2 separate regions of the Homo sapiens genome follow, and region 2 is linked to region 1. Evidence: read pairs that join two places in POLR2A ChIA-PET (ENCODE). Cell type or tissue: B cell. All regions are shown on one strand.

Region 1 (8,000 bases):
AATTACTATACATATATAAACATATAGTTTGGGACTTTTTTTTTTTTTTGTATTTTTAGTAGAGACGGGGTTTCACCGTGTTAGCTAGGATGGTCTTGATCTCCTGACCTCGTGATCCAGCCGCCTCGGCCTCCCAAAGTGCTGGGATTACAGGCGTGAGCCACCGTGCCTGGCCTAGTTTGGGACTATTTTTAAAAGAAACATGGATTATACACATGTAATGTCATACAAATTGTATCTTTCACTTAAGATACTATGAATACTATTCCATCTCAGCACATTTAGATTTATTTCTTTTCTTTTCTTTTTTTTTTTTTTTTTTTTGAGACGGAGTCTCGCTCTGTCGCCCAGGCTGGAGCGCAGCAGCCCATTCTTGGCTCACTGCAACCTCCGTCTCCCGAGTTCAAGTGATCCTCCTGCCTCAACCTTCCGAGTTACAGGCGTCAGCCACCACATCCGGCTAATTTTTGTATTTTTAGTAGAGACGGGGTTTCACCATGTTGGTCAGGCTGGTCTTGAACTCCTGACCTCAAACAATCCACCCGCCTTGGCCTCCCAAAGTACTGGGATTACAGGTGTGAGCCACCATGGTTGACCTCTAATTCATTCTTTTTAAGGCTTCATAAGATTGGAAGGTACAGATGTATCATCATTTTCCCACCTGGAAACTTTGTTTCCAATTTTTCACTTATACGTAATAATGGAAAAAACTCTACCCTTATTCACATTTATGTGTACATGTAGAAGGAATTCTAGGTGGTAAGCTCTTGGGATTGGAATTTCTGGGTGACTCTTTTGTTAATGGGTTATATCTTTTCTCCTGTTTCTATGTGTCAGAGAAGTAGATAGCATCAGATAGGTGGTTTCCAAACATTGTATTATTTATTTGCTGTGAAGATGCTATCCTTGCTTTCAACATGCCTATAGTCTAGATGGGGAAAAAATGGGTAGATGGATAAATAAATCATAAAGGAATAATCAAAGTGCTCTTAGGATCAGAAAGACCCTCAGAGGTAATTTCTTCCAACATATTACTTACTAATCCTGAGGAATGGCCATTCAGCTACATGACAGGATGGCCTTGGAGTCAGAAGATCTGAGTTTGAATCTTAGTTTCTCAATACTCTGGTGTGTGACCATGGGCAGGTCACATAATCTGAGACTCAGGAGTCTTATCTGTAATATAGGGATCCTCAAACCTACATGATAGAATTTTACACGGTGACTCAATGCAAGGAACAAAGTTTAAATTACATAGCACAGTGCCTGGCATGCAGTGGGCACTCTGGAAACATCAGTGGAACCTCCAGTGAGATGGAAGCCGCTACAAGATGAGCAGTCAGACCTTTGTATGACTGGAAGTGTAAGATTTTTTTTGGTTTTATGTTTTTTTATTTTTTTTATTTTTTGAGACGGAGTCTTGCTCTGTCGCCCAGGCTGGAGTGCAGTGACGCAATCTCGGCTCACTGCAAGCTCTGCCTGCCGGGTTTACACCATTCTCCAGCCTCAGCCTCCTGAGTAGCGGGACTACAGGCACCCGCCACCACGCTCAGCTAATTTTTTGTATTTTTAGTAGAGACAGGATTTCACCATGTTAGCCAGGATGGTCTCGATCTCCTGACCTCGTGATCCACCTGCCTCGGCCTCCCAAAGTGCTGGGATTACAGGCGTGAGCCACAGCGCCCGGCCGTTTTTTTTTTTTTTTTTGTGAGACAGAGTCTTGCTGTCACCCAGGCTGGAGTGCAGTGGTGTGATCTTGGCTCACTGCAACCTCCACCTCCCGAATTCAAGCGATTCTTATGCCTCAGCCACCCAAGTGGCTGGGATTACAGGCATGTACCACCACGCATGGCTAATTTCATTTATTTATTTTTTTGTAGAAATGGGATTGTGCCATCTTGGCCAGGCTGATCTCAAACTCCTGGCCTCAAGTGATCTGCCCACCTCAGCCTCCCAAAGTGCTAGGATTACAGATGTGAGTCATGGTCTATAAGTGTTAAGTTGCTTCAAAGTTGCTGCTATAAGGCACTGAAGCCTACCTCCCACAGCTTCTAGCCAGCAGCCCTAGCATCAGACAGAAAGTCTGGAACAGATGTGGTCAAAGCAGGAGGAGGACAATCCTGAAAGCAGAGGGACAGAGTGGTCGGCAAGAACCCATGAAGATGTTCTTTGAAGAGCATTCTGCACACCCCATCTGGCTTCTGTGTCCACTGGCAGTGCCTCAGCTCTGCGTGATGAACTGGGACCCACAATTCCTTGGCAGCTAAAGCTGAAATTAGTTGTCCTGTGGTCATCTTTGAGTGTTACAACAATCTGCTATTTGTATACACATAACTACATGCTGGTTGTTGGTAATCATACAAATGAATAATAATGACAGCTATTATTATCTGCCATGTATTAGGTAATGCGTGCATTTTTTTCTTGAATCCTCACAACTCTGTGAGCAAGGCACTAATGTTATCCGTTTACAAGGAGGAAGAAACTGGGCCTCAGTAGGCCAAGTAATTTGCCCAAGGCCACACAGCAGTGAAGTGGCAGCGGCAGGATTTGCACAAGAGACTTTTATGTCAAAGCCCATACTCTTAACCATGACACTCTTCCTACTCCCAAATGATCTAAGCTTTAAAAATTGGGACCGAGATGCAGAAGCTGTCACAAGTCAAAGGTTAGTGAGAAATTCAGGGACTGGCCTGGGAGGAAGCACCTTAATTAGGAAGCATGAACTACAGCCAGCCTATGTTCTGGAAAAAGCAACTTTAAAATGACAACAGGGAAGAAAGACTCCAAGCTGGACTTGTGGTGGGCCTGTGTTCCTCAGCCCACCCAGGCCTGACATAGCCAGGCCCATTCCAAGGAGAAATTCTATGACAAATGCAAATTTGCCATTCACTTTACAAAGCCTGGCTGCAGGCTTCTTGAACCTATTTACCATTCTTTTTATAACAAAGACTCGAGCATCATTTGCTATCTTCATAAATTTCATCAGTACTTTTGCCCCCAGGCCCTGATACAGGGCATTTTATAAGCTTTAAAAGAGAAGTATTACAATGGTATTTTCAATTCAACCTTCAAATCCTTTGCACAAGGAGAGCCAACAGCAAATAGAAAAGACGCCACAGGGGGCATCATGGATCCACAAAGACCCAATATGCAGGAGAACATGTCGGGCAAGGTAGTATTGAGATAAAAACCTGTCACACGTGTACTTAATTTTATACAATAAGCAACAAGGAATGTTTAATGTATATTGTATAAAAAATTTTTCAGGCCGGGAGTGGTGGCTCACACCTGTAATCCTAGCACATTGGGAGGCCCAGGCGGGCGGACTGCCTGAGGTTGTGAGATCGAGACCAGCCTGGCCAACATGGCAAAACGCTGCCTCCACTAGAAATACAAAAATTAGCTGGGTGTGGTGGTGGGTGCCTGTAATCCCAGCTACTCGGGAGGCTGAGGCACAAGAATCGCTTGAACCCGGGAGGTGGAGGTTGCAGTGAGCCGAGATTGTGCCACTGCACTCCAACCTAGGCAACAGAGTGAGACTCTGTCTCAAAAAATTAAAAAAAAAAATTAATTAATTAATTAATTAAAAAAATTTCAAGTGTCATCGAAATCAGCAACTTAGGGTATTTTGTGTAACTGAATATTCTGATTAAGTGGGGGCTGCCCTGTATGCCACTTAACATGACCAATTTCCAAAGATTAGATGGCCATAATTGCCCTTGACACTAAAATCATGTGAAACACAGCCAGTTTCTTTGATGACTCAAAACGTACTTTGTGATCTTGCCAAGCTTTGAGATCATCGTTACAAGCAGCATTTTGGTTGTGAAAAACAACTCTCCTTATTTAACCTTTTGGGGTGGATTCTGAGCAAGAAGTTCCCTAGGCTACGGTCAATCTCGCTGAAATACAACCACCCACCGCTCCTTTCTGGGTTTAGAAATCTGGTTTTCAGAGGTGGGAGTGGCTTCAAGCAGCGTCTACCTGTGTTCAGAAAAGATGAAGAAAGACAGGCTCAGGCTCCCTGTATAGGAGAATTCAAGTTCATTGTAGTCACTGGTGACTGGTTCTGAAATTGAGGAACTAGTTTGAGGAACTTCAGAATAAACAAGAAACCCAAAGAACTCAGCTTCCACAGAAGGCTTCCAATGCATGGAAGGAGGCACAGGTCCAGCTCCGCCCTGTGGCGGGGCAACCTTGACCCTGGCCTCATTTCAGATGCTGCCCCACATGCTCTTTGACAAGCTGGACCAAGTAACCAGCTTGAGGACATGAGTGGCAGAGGGGTCCCTTTATAATGAGGGGTCATATTCTTGTCCTCCCTTGGGAAGGTAAAAAAGGGCTTGGGACATGGGGCATGATGAGGAATATTCTCAGAGGATCTCACACGATTCTTTGGTAAAAGAGGGTAAATCATGAAACAGCCCACGGCTCTCTCGTCCTCCCCGAGGCCAGCAGGGCTTAGCGGGAGGAGTTTGGATTCAAGTCTTGTACTTTCACTCAACAGCAAATATTTAATCAGTGGCTACCATGTTTCAGGCACCGTGCTGGCCAGCAGGAATATGAGGATGACCAAGAGCCTTCTCTGTTGAAACCCTTGAAAGGCCTTCTTGGAATGCTGAACCCAGTTACCTAGAAGCACTGCCTTGATCTACCTGCCTACAACTCTCTAGTGGCACCAAGCCTATGGGATGTGCCAGTGTGGTCACTGCCCTCCCAATTCTCACTTGGAGGGGTGGGAGGTGGTCAGTTATGTGTTTATTAGCTGGCTACTCACTGTCTGATTCTACTTTGAACTATATTTTCTTTTTTGAGAAGAGGACTTGTTCTGTCACCCAGGCTGGAATGCAGTGGTACAACCATAGCTTACTACAGCCTCGAACTCCTGAGCTCAAGTGATCATCCCACCTCAGCCTCTGAAGTAGCTGGACTACAGGTAAGCACCACCATGCCCAGCTAATCTTTTTTTTTTTTTTTTGACAGAGTCTTGCTCTGTCGCCCAGGCTGGGGTGCAGTGGTGCGATCATGGCTCATTGCAACCTCTGCCTCCCAGGTTCAAGTGATTCTTGTGCCTCAGCCTCCCGAGTAGCTGGGATTACAAGTGCCCACCAACACACCTGGCTAATTTTTGTATTTTTAGTAGAGACGGGTCTCACCATGTTGGCCAGGCTGGTCTTGACCTCCTGGCCTCAAGTGGTCTGCCTGTCTTGGCCTCCCGAAGTGCTGGGATTACAGGTGTGAGCCACTGCGCCTGGCAATGTCCAGCTAGTTTAAAAAAATTTTTTTTTTGGAGGTGGATCTCACTATGTTGTCCAGGCTGGTCTCCAGTTCTTGGCCTAAAAGGCAATCCTCCTGCCTTAGCCTCCCAAGTCATTGGGATTACAGGCATGAGCCACTGTGCCCAAGCAACATTTGAGCAAATTTCTCCTGACTGTCCCTACGCTTCTGAAAATGCACTTCTTTCCCCCAGAGTGCTGAAGTTGCCCAACTGTTACCAAGCTCCCGCTCCAAGCTGACAAGTGGTACAAGACCCCAGGGTGAGAGAAATACCAAGGTGTTCCCACCCAGGCACCTGCAGAATCCGAGACGCTCTACGCCTGACAGTGCTGGCTCAGGCTGGAAAAGGAGGGCCACTGGGCTGCGCATGGTGGCCTCCTCGCTCCCTCCAGCTCCTATAGTCATGGCTCCTGACCAGCACCGGGGTTGACCTGTGAGATGTCTGCCTTCGTGCCCAGCTTACCCCTGTCTTGGTGAGGTCCTCCAGGGCGGTGCCTCAATTGTGTTTGGTTTTCTAGCACCTAGCAGACATGGCCCATTTGACACACTTGGCAAATGTTCCTGAGTGAAAGGACAGACACACTTCTGAGGAATAAATGAGTGCCACAGGCTCTGAGAGCCTGGCTGGACAGGGACACGTGTCCACACTGTCCAATCACCTGGCAGGCTGGAAGGGAGGGAGTCACAACTTGGTGGCTGTATTCTAACTGCACCCCAGCAAGCAGGTGTCCTGAAAGATGGCTGTGGAGCCTCTCCTGCCATCCCCTTTCCTAAATGCTGACCTAGAGACCCAATTACTTCTAATTGCTTGAGAAGATAACCCTTCTGAACTGGACAACACCCATCTGGGCTCGGATTTGCATATATTTGCAAGTATCTAATACATGCTAGAGGGAGGTGGTGCAGGACTCTGTCCTTCACATTGATCTATACAAAGCTATTCCTGCCTCTCCAGGCACAGCATCTGCCAGTGGAGACTGTTGGGCAGGACTCAAGGAGTCTGGTGGGTCCAATCAACTCCCTTGGCCAAAGGAGTCCATCTTTTTTTTTTTTTTTTTTTTTTTTGAGACGGAGTTTCGCTCTTGTCGCCCAGGCTGGAGTGCAATGGTGGATCTTGGCTCACTGCAACCTCCACCTCCCAGGTTCAAGTGATTCTCCTACCCCAGCCTCCCGAGTAGCTGGGATTACAGGCATGTGCCACCATGCCCAGCTAACTTTTTTGTATTTTTAGTAGAGATGGGGTTTCACCATGTTGGCCAGGATGGTCTCAATCTCTTGACCTTGTGATCCGCCCGCCTCAGCCTCCCAAAGCACTGGGATTACAGGCACGAGCCACCGTGCCCAGCCTCCATTTATAATCTTAACTGGCAACCACATCCTCATTGGAGGCTGGCTAAGCCTCCTTTTCCTCCCAACCCTCCTGGCTATCCCTAGTATGGACCAGAAACACCTACCTTTTAATTCTGGCCCAGTAAAAGGAAACTTTAATGTCAGTAGAAGGTGGGTGGTAGATTTTGGCTACAATAATTCTTTGCACTTACAGGGGCCACCATCCAGATATGACATCATGACATCATGCTTCACCCACAAGGAAGAGCCTCTCACTGAGAGGAGCCAGGCAGATCAGCTAGGATAACACCCAGAGTATGCATGCACCTCCTGCACAGAAGAAAGATGCAGAAGAGCTTCGTGCACTGTGGGTTTGGACCCCTGTAATCAATCATTGAAAGTTACTAAATACCCACTCTAGGTGAGATACTGCTTGGCTAGGTAGGAAAGTGCCCTAAAGGTGTGGGCAACCTTTGAGACTTCCTGGTAATTGTATTTTCTTATCAACCTTGACCTCCTTTTGATTACATGAACCTCATGGTATAAGACAGCGTCCAACAAATAGCTTTCTGTTTACTTTTTCTTAGACCCAGGGCAGCAGCTGCTGTGGCTCCACCCTTCCCAGGCCTGGCAGAGCTTGCAGAAAGGCTGAGAGTGATAGGGTTGTGGTAGGGGAATAAAAGGAGAAGCTAGTTTAAAAAAAAAAATCCTGCTTCAGGATTAGTTCCTTCGTTCCCTGGCAGCAGAGTACAGTGAAGAGTCTGGGTTTTATAGTTCAGGCTCTGCCATTAACTAGCTGTGTGGCCTTGGGCAACCCACTTGGCTTTCTTGGGCCACCATTTTCTCTTCTGCATTTTCTCACTGCAAAAAATGTGAATGATCATGTCCAGGCTATAATCCTAACAGCTCTTTCTGGACAGTGAGGTTAAGGTTATTTAGCCATGCCAGCAGGAGGTGACTACTGGTTGGTCCAGACTGATGGGGTATGGGTACAGGGGCTGGGTTGGTAGTCTGCCAGAGACAGGGAACGAGATTATTTGCAAGAGCTGCAGCTTCATTAAAGTCAAGCCCTCCTTGTAGTTGGTCCTGGACATTGCTTATAGATGTCCCTGACCATAATCGGTCAAGTTCAACACCAACTGCACTAGTCCAGAACAGTGTCTGAAGAAAATCTCTGCGTTAATGGACACCTGATAGTGGCTTTAGCAGAAAGAGCGTCAGGAGAAGCTGTAGTAACCAGAACCTGGGAGGGAGGGATGGCTCAGGAGTACCCCCTGCTGCTTCTTTCTTGGTACAAATCCTGGTCCTAGAAGTGTAGACAACTGAGATGGTGGCAGGCTTGGGATTCCTAAAGCTTTCTGAAATCCAGGGTTTAATCTAGCCTTTACAAT
Region 2 (8,000 bases), 620 kb before region 1:
ATTTCTTCCTCTACCTTGCATCCTTTTAGCTACATGCTAGACACACAGAACTTCCTTGGTCCAGAGTTTCAATAGTTCATGGGTTTCCCCCAACCCCCACCAGCAAGAAAAGCAAAGAAACAGAAAAAGAAAAAAGGATGAGAAAGTGGTACAGCTCTTTTAAAATCCCCCACCAAAAGAAAAAGAATGGCAGGAAAAGGAGCAGCAGAGAGGCAAAAGAGAACGGGAACTCTTAAGAGGACAAAGTGGTTTATTTCCTCAGTCTCCTCATCCAAATCAATGTAGTTCAATCATCCATTCCTTCATTTATTTATACAGAAGGTGCCTGCTATGTTCAAGGCACTAAGAGGAAAGTTTATCCTACTTACAATGCTCCTTTTTCCCTGGCACTTATCACTTTGTAACATACTATATAATTTACTAGTGATGCTTTTCCATGCTAGAATGTAACCGCATGAGGGCAGGAATTTCTATCTGTTTTATTCTTTGAAGTGCCCCAAGCACTTAGGGTAGTGCCTGGCATACGGTAATCCATCAATAAAAATTTGATAAATCAATCAACCAATGCAAGTACTATTGAAGAGAAGGATGATAAAAGTTTTTGTTTACTGTTATTTGCTCCTAACTATATGCCACTGTTCTTGAATTTTACCTCAGATTATTGCTAACAAACTTCTAAATTCCTCATATTAAATCCTAGCCCAAGTCAGGCACAGAGGCTCACATCTGTAATCTCAGCACTTTGGGAGGCCAAGGCAGGAGGATGTCTTGAGCCCAGGAGCATAAGACCACCCTGAGCAACATGGCAAAACCCTGTCTCTACAAAAAAAAATTTTTTTTTTTTAATTAGCCAGGCATGGCTGGGTGTGGTGGCTCACGCCTATAGCCCCAGCACTTTGAGAGACTGAGATGGGTGGATCACTTGAGGTCAGGAGTTTGAGACCAGCCTGGTCAACATGGTGAAACCCCATCTCTACTAAAAATATAAAAATTAGCCAGGCATGGTGGCATATGCCTGTAATCCCAGCTACTCGGGAGGCTGAGAATCACCTGAACCCAGGAGGCAGAGGTTACAGTGAGCCGAGATTTTGCTACTGCACTCCAGCCTGGGTGACAGAGTGAGACTTTGTCTCAAAAAATAAAACATAAAACATAAAAAAAAAAGTTAGCCAGGCATGATATGTGATGGCAGGTGCCTGTAGTCCTAGCTACTTGGGAGGCTGATGAGAGGGGATTGCTTGAGTCCAGTCGTTCAAGGCTACAGTGAGTTATGATCACATTACTATAACAGAGCGAGACTCTCTTAAAAAAAAAAAAAGGCAAACTAATGTCTACCTTTATCAACAGAAACAGCTCCAAATAATGATGGACTGATCAAGAAGCTGGTACCAAGAAGTCTCAAAGTTATTTCAACAGCTTCATGGAGTGTTTAGAAACTTCCCAGCTGTAAATAAAAACTACCTTAAATTGCTTGCCTCCTACTCTTTCTCCCTATAATCTGTAATGTTGTGGTCCAAAAAAAGAATTGATTCCACTGTCTTGTATTTCCAGTGAACTTCCAAGCTTCCTCACAGGCTGTGTTAAAGTTTTCCCATTTATAAGCCAATCTTGCCAGAAGAGGCTCTGGAACTCAAATGGGTTACTGCCAGAAGAATCTGGGACAGCTGCACTAGTGTTATATTTCAACCATGTACCCAATCTATGAACTGCTTCCACCAAATGTGAGTGATTTTTTCCTAGCACTTGTTTCCGCTTTCACAAAACACTTTTGGATTTGAAAATGTTTCTGCCTTCTACCCTTTTAAAAAAATGAGATATGAATATGTACATTTATATCTATATATATTTATACTAATTTTTTTTTCTTTGAGACAGGGTCACTCTGTCACCCAAGCTGGAGTGCAGTGGCACAATCACGGCTCACTGCAGCCACAGCCTCCTAGGCTCAAGTGATCCTCCCACTTCAGACTTCTGAGTAGCTGGGACTACAGGTATGCGCCACCATACCTGGCTAATTTTTTAAATTTTTTTGTAGAGACAGGGTCTTGCTATGTTGCCCAGTGTGGTGTGGAACTCTTGGCCTCAAGCAATCCTCCCACCTCAGCCTCCCAAAGTGGTGAGATTACAAACATGAGCCACTGTGCCCCACCTCATGGTACATTTTGATTCTATTACTAGCCTTTCAAAATTGGTTTTGAGAATAACAAAGAACCCATTTTTCTAACCTGTCCATTGTAATAAATGCCAGAGGATAAAGCCTTTGATGGACAGACAGGTGGCTCTCACAGTAGCAATCAGGTATCCAGGATCTCCTCTAATCCATGAATGCAGAGACAACTCTAGCTTCTACAGCATTTAGTGATGATTCAAGTAAATTTTATTTTTAAGCTTGTATTTAAAAGGAAACAATTTGTTAGACAGCCACAGGTAGCACCTACAACCAATTTAATCTGTAATAACCAGTCTAATAAGTGTGTATGTTGGAGGTGTGGGAAGTGAAGATGAAGGCAGCAGAAATGATCAGGTTGAAAAAGTGGACATCTGGGTGACTTACTATGTAAACATAGCTTAAAGTACACATTTCTGAATACCTTGCTTCTAACAGGCTAAGGACTAAGTTTCTCTCTCTTCGTTAAAGCTCTGATCTCTCTCATACCCTCCTTCCCACCACCAATGATTACTGTAAATACTGTAATGGATCAAGCACGACGTTTGCTTCAGTTCTGCGTGGGCATGAAAAGACTTCTACCACCAGCTTACCTTTTATGGACTCCTACATCCATATAAGAATCAAAAGGGCACTTCCTGCAGGCTTCTGTCATGGGACAGCCCTGGGAACTGCCTTGTAATAGGCACAGACCTCCCAAGAGCATTTTAATACCCCCAGTGAACACTGTAAACGGATGGAAATGGAATTGGTCGTCAGATATTTATGATAACATTCCCATTCTGACATTTCAATGCCTTCGGAAGAACCCTCCTCGGCTCACTCACAAGCATCGGAGAGGGCCTTGTCCCCAAGAATACGAGAAAGCCCTTCCTCTCTGTGTACCTGCAGCTTTCAGGCTTCCCACACCTGGTTGGGGAGCAACCTCCTTCCCCCGCCGCCCAGATATCAGAGGAGTATACCTCTCCCAGGTGAGACCACTGAGCCTCTGGGATACCCGGTAGGGGAGGGAGGGTGCAAAGTACTGACAGGTCCTCAGATGCTGGCCAGAGGCTGAAGGAATGTGTCCAGGCTACTCACCAGGAAAGCAGAGAGGATCCCCTGCAGAGCGTCCAGCTTCTCTTCTTCCTCCTCCTCCTGCAGGATACCCAAGATGTAGGCTCCATAAACGGCTCGGTCCACTCCCAGTGCCTCCAACCGTCCGTCCAGCCAGGAGCCAAAGCCGCCGCCTCCGCCATCGCCTTCGCCAGGGGCTATCGCGGCCACTTCGCTGGGCGCCGCCATCTTGGGGTCAGGGTCCTGCAAGCCCCTAGGGCGCCTACCGCAGTGCCTGACGGGCCGCGCCGCAGGTCCACCGCGCATGCCTGAAGAGGAAGCCCAGGCCCGTAAGTGCAAAGAGCGCAGCCGTGTCGGCCGGCTTGAGAGTTTTGTGCTTTCTAGATGAAGCGCGTCTTCGCATACGTGCGGTCGCGTGATCTCACAAGATGCTTGGCATGTGAGTATTCTTAACAGACTCATTCTACAGTTCGGGAAGTTGAGAGAGGTGCAGTAATTTGGCCAAAGTCACGCGGCTAATAACTACCCAGGACTGGAGCTCAGCGTGGATGCCATCGCTTCCTCCACCCGACCGAGCTGCCTTCCCCGCGCTTTCGGGGGATGCTGGCCGCCCACTCCCACACAGCTGTCTGGCAAGAACCTCCTGACAGCCTGGAATACCCTCGTCGTCGCTACCGACGGCTACCACCTTCACCTGTACAAGCCCTTCCCTGTCAAAGTAAAGGTTGCAGAAAACCTTCCCTGATTCCATGGTAGGCACTCAGTAAATAAACAGGCAACCTCAAGTTATTTCTTCCACTCATTGATTCAACGCGTGCACGGGACTATTCTTTGAGAAGCGTACCCCACCCTCTGCTAGGCACTGTGCCAAAAGCTTTTCATGCATTATCTCTTGTAATCCTCCCTACAGCCCTGTGGGGAGATGCTTTTATTGTCCACATTTTAAAGATAAGGAGACAGGCCGGGCGCCATGTCTCACGCCTGTAATCCCAACAGTTTGGGAAGCCGAGGCGGGTGGATCACCTGAGGTCAGGAGTTCGAGACCAGCCTGGCCGACATGGTGAAACCCCGTCTCTAGTAAAAATACAAAAATAAGGCCGGGCACGGTGGCTCACTCCCGTAATCCCAGCACTTTGGAAGGCCAAAGTGGGCAGCTCACCTGAGGTCTGGAGTTCGAGACTAGCCTGACCAAAATGGAGAACCCCCGTCTCTACTAAAAATACAAAATTAGCCGGGCGTGGTGGGACATGCCTGTAATCCCAGCTACGTGGGAGGCTGAGGCAGGAGAATCGCTTGAACCCAGGAGGCGGAGGTTGCGGTGAGCAGAGATCGTGCCATTGCACTCCAGCCTGGGCAACAAGAGCGAAATTCCGTCTCAAAACAAACAACAACAACAACAAAAGCCAGGTGTGGTGGCGCGGGCCTGTAATCCCAGCTACTCAGAATCGCTGGAACCCGGAAGGCGGAGGTTGCAGTGAGCCAAGATCGCGCCGCTGCACTCCAGCCTGAGCGACAGTGAGACTCCATCTCAAAAACAAACAAACAAACGAACAAACAAAATCACTAAAGATAAGGAGACAGATATGGAGAGAGTCACACAACTAGAGGGCGCCTAACCAGTGGCAAGAACTCTTCTTTGGCAGAGTTATGAGAGCTTCAGCTGACGTCAAAACACCTGGCTCTGGGCTGGAATGAATTACCCAAGAATTTGGTTGGCTTTAGCTGAAGTGCAGAGGAAGCTGGCAAGGTCCTGGCTAACTCCTTCCTCAAATATGTACTGAGTACCTTCAGTATGGCATTGTTGCTGGCACTGAAAACACAAAAATGAATGTCACAAAATATATGTCCTCAGGGGTTTTTAATCCATTAGGAACAGACATGTTTAAACAAATGATGACAATATAGTGATATAAATGTTTTAATGGAGCTTTATCTAGCGGAGATTGCAGTAGGATGCCTAGAAGATTGAGTTAACTTTACCTGTTGGAGTGGAGTTGGAAGCAGGTGGGGAGAGGTTCATAGGAAATCCAGGAAGGCTTCCCAGTGGAGATGATGCTTGAACTTTCTTGAAGAATGGTAGGAGTTCTTTACATAAAGGGACTGGAGGGAAAAAGGGGGTAGATCCAGATGCAGGGGAACTGTGAATTCAAAGGCTTGCTAGGGGGCCTCCAGAGAGTCATGTATGGCTTGAGCTACAGGATTCAAATAGAAGATATTCAGGGGATAACAACAAAAAAAGAAGGAAAGGAGTTTGTATACCTTGCAGAGGTCCTCTTATTGCAGAGGTCTACCCTTAGTGGCATTGGGATTATGTAAATGAATGGACACTAAATGAATGGCACAGATACAAATGTAAGAAATATGGCAGAGTGTGAATTTTAGTTGCGTGGCTTCTGTGTGCTCGCTGAGTTAGATAGAATGTGACACTAACAGAGTCAGAGGCCAGAGTCAGCCTCCAAAGGCTTGCCTCTTTTTCAAGTCCTCAGTTATTCTTTCTAATCTAGTAGCTGTCTTGCAGGTAGGGCTTGTCAGTTCACAGACCTGGGTGCCATCATGGCTCAAGGATGATAGCTGGTCAGTGCAGAGCCCCCAAACCAGAAAAACATCACAAAATTTTGTTTTTTAGAAATACAGCCTCACAAGAAGTTTCAAAAATAGTACATAGAGTCCTGCACACCTTCACCCAGTTTCCCCCAATAGTAACATCAAACATAAAGACAGTATAATAGTAAATCAGGAAATTGATATAGGTATTATGCAATAAGGTTTTTTTGGTTTTTGTTTTGAGGTGGAGTCTCACGGTTGTCGTCCAGACTGGAGTGCAGTGGTATGATCTCAGCTCACTACAACCTCCGTCTCCTGGGTTCAAGCAATTCTCCTGCCTCACCCTTCCATGTAGCTGGGATTACAGGCACCCAGCACCACACCCGGCTAATTTTTTTCCTATTTTTAGTAGAGATAGGGTTTTGCCATGTTGGCCAAGCTGGTCTCAAACTGCTGATCTCAGGTGATGCACCTGCTTCGGCATCCCAAAGCGCTGGGATTACAGGCATGAGACACTGCTCCTGGCCATAATGCAATAAGGTTTTTTGAAAGCATCAACAAGCTTCTCAAAAACTGAATCAAGGTTCTCCAGACCCTAAATTTTAAGAATATCCTCAATGGCTATTTTACTACAAAAGTAACATAGCTCATGCTTTAAAAAATATTATATAAGGCCAAGCACGGTGGCTCACGCCTGTAATCCCAGCACTTTGGAAGGCCAACGCGGGTAGATCAACTGAGGTCGGGAGTTCGAGACCAGCCTGGCCAACTGGTGAAACCCCATCTCTACTAAAAAAATACAAAAAAATGGCCCTGCGCGGTGGCTCACACCTGTAATCCCAGCACTTTGGGAGGCCGAGGCGGGCAGATCACGAGGTCAGGAGATCGAGACCATCCTGGATAATAGGTGAAACCCCGTCTCTACTAAAAATACAAAAAAAAATTAACTGGGTGTGGTTGCGGGCGCCTATAGTCCCAGCTACTAGGGAGGCTGAAGCAGGAGAATGGCGCGAATCCGGGAGGCAGAGCTTGCAGTGAGCCGAGATCTGACCACTGCTCTCCAGCCTGGGCAACAGAGTGAGACTCCATCTCAAAAAAAAACAAAAAAAACAAAAAAATTAGCCAGCTATGGTGGTAGGCGCATGTAATCCCAGTTACTTGGGAGGCTGAGGCAGGAGAATTGCTTGAAACCAGGAGGCGGAGGTTACAGTGAGCTGAGATTACGCCATTGTACTCCAACCTGGGCAACAAGGGCAAAACTCTGTCTCAACAAAAAAAAAGAAAAAATTATATAAATGGATAAGCGACAAATTGAAAGCTTACAAAAAATAAAATACGCAAATTAAGATTGCAGTGAAATACCACGTCCGCTTTTCAGATCAAAAAAGTCTGATAATATGCTGTATTGAACTGTGCTTGGGTAAAAGACATTGGAAAATGTTAGAGCAGAAAGTAAATGGATCTGGTCTTGTTGGAGGACTGTTTGTTTGAAAAGACCCAGCATTTCTGCTTCTGGGAATTTGTTCATAAGTTATTCATTTATTTTTATCTTTACTTGTGGTAAAATACACAATTTGCCATCTTAACTATTTTTAAGTATACGATTTAATAGTGTTAAGTATTAATTATTTTTAAAATTTTTGGTTTAAACTGGGCGTGGTGCCTGTTTAAACTGGGCGTGGTTTAAACTGGGCGTGGTTGGCTGGGCGCGGTGGCTCACGCCTGTAATCCCCGCACTTAGGGAGGCCAAGGTGGGTGGATCACTGAGGTCAGGAGTTCAAGACCAGTCTAGCCAACATGGCAAAACCCTGTCTCTACTAAAAATATAAAAATTAGCCAGGTGTGGTAATGCATGCCTATAGTCCCAGCTACTTGGCCACTTGAGAAGCTGAGGCAGGAGATTCACTCGAATTCGGGACACGGAGGTTGCAGTGAGTTGAGATAATGCCACTGCATTCCAGCCTGGGCAACAGAGTGAGACTCTGTCTCAAAAAAAGAAAAAAATTTTGATTTAATATTTTGTATAATGGCCAGGCACACTGGCTTACACCTGTAATCCCAGTACTTTGGGAGGCTGACAAGGGAGGATTGCTTGAGGCCAGGAGTTCGAGACTAACCTGGTCAACATAATGAGACCCCAGCTCTACAAAAAAAAAAAGTGGTGGTGCATGTCTTTTGTCCTACCTACTCAGGAGGTTGAGGCAAGAGGATCACTTGAGCCCAGGAGCTCAAA

Evidence for each region. ChIA-PET counts read pairs that join two places held together with the same protein. Peaks named below come from ENCODE experiments on the same cell type or tissue, not always from the same donor. Only the 100,000 strongest peaks of a DNase experiment are listed, where the experiment ranks them.
Region 2: POLR2A ChIA-PET joins it to region 1 with 10 read pairs; 2 of 35 experiments call an interaction of 5 or more read pairs at or near these places.

The regions. Positions count from the first base shown.
Region 1 is chr17:45,303,707-45,311,706 of GRCh38, forward strand. The region is part of intron 1 of MAP3K14 (mitogen-activated protein kinase kinase kinase 14); the gene reads right to left. Among named protein-coding and RNA genes, the nearest start is that of MAP3K14, 9.3 kb to the right of the region's middle. RefSeq lists an enhancer at 4,006-4,145. In B cell, no CTCF peak of the experiment used is centred here; a DNase peak (open chromatin) is centred at 4,045; H3K4me3 peaks cover 2,048 bases; H3K27ac peaks cover 7,377 bases.
Region 2 is chr17:44,686,303-44,694,302 of GRCh38, forward strand. CCDC43 (coiled-coil domain containing 43) reads right to left here and starts at 3,474. Exons shown (of 5, transcript NM_144609.3): 1 at 3,248-3,474. The coding sequence starts at 3,451. It overlaps LOC105371792 (a long non-coding RNA gene), which reads left to right. Exons shown (of 4, transcript XR_007065769.1): 2 at 1,552-1,721; 3 at 1,876-1,991; 4 at 2,639-2,711. It overlaps LOC124904010 (a long non-coding RNA gene), which reads left to right and starts at 3,479. Exons shown (of 2, transcript XR_007065770.1): 1 at 3,479-3,552; 2 at 3,693-4,008. RefSeq lists enhancers at 3,207-3,796, 3,465-3,604. In B cell, no CTCF peak of the experiment used is centred here; DNase peaks (open chromatin) are centred at 3,569 and 4,889; H3K4me3 peaks cover 1,696 bases; H3K27ac peaks cover 1,437 bases.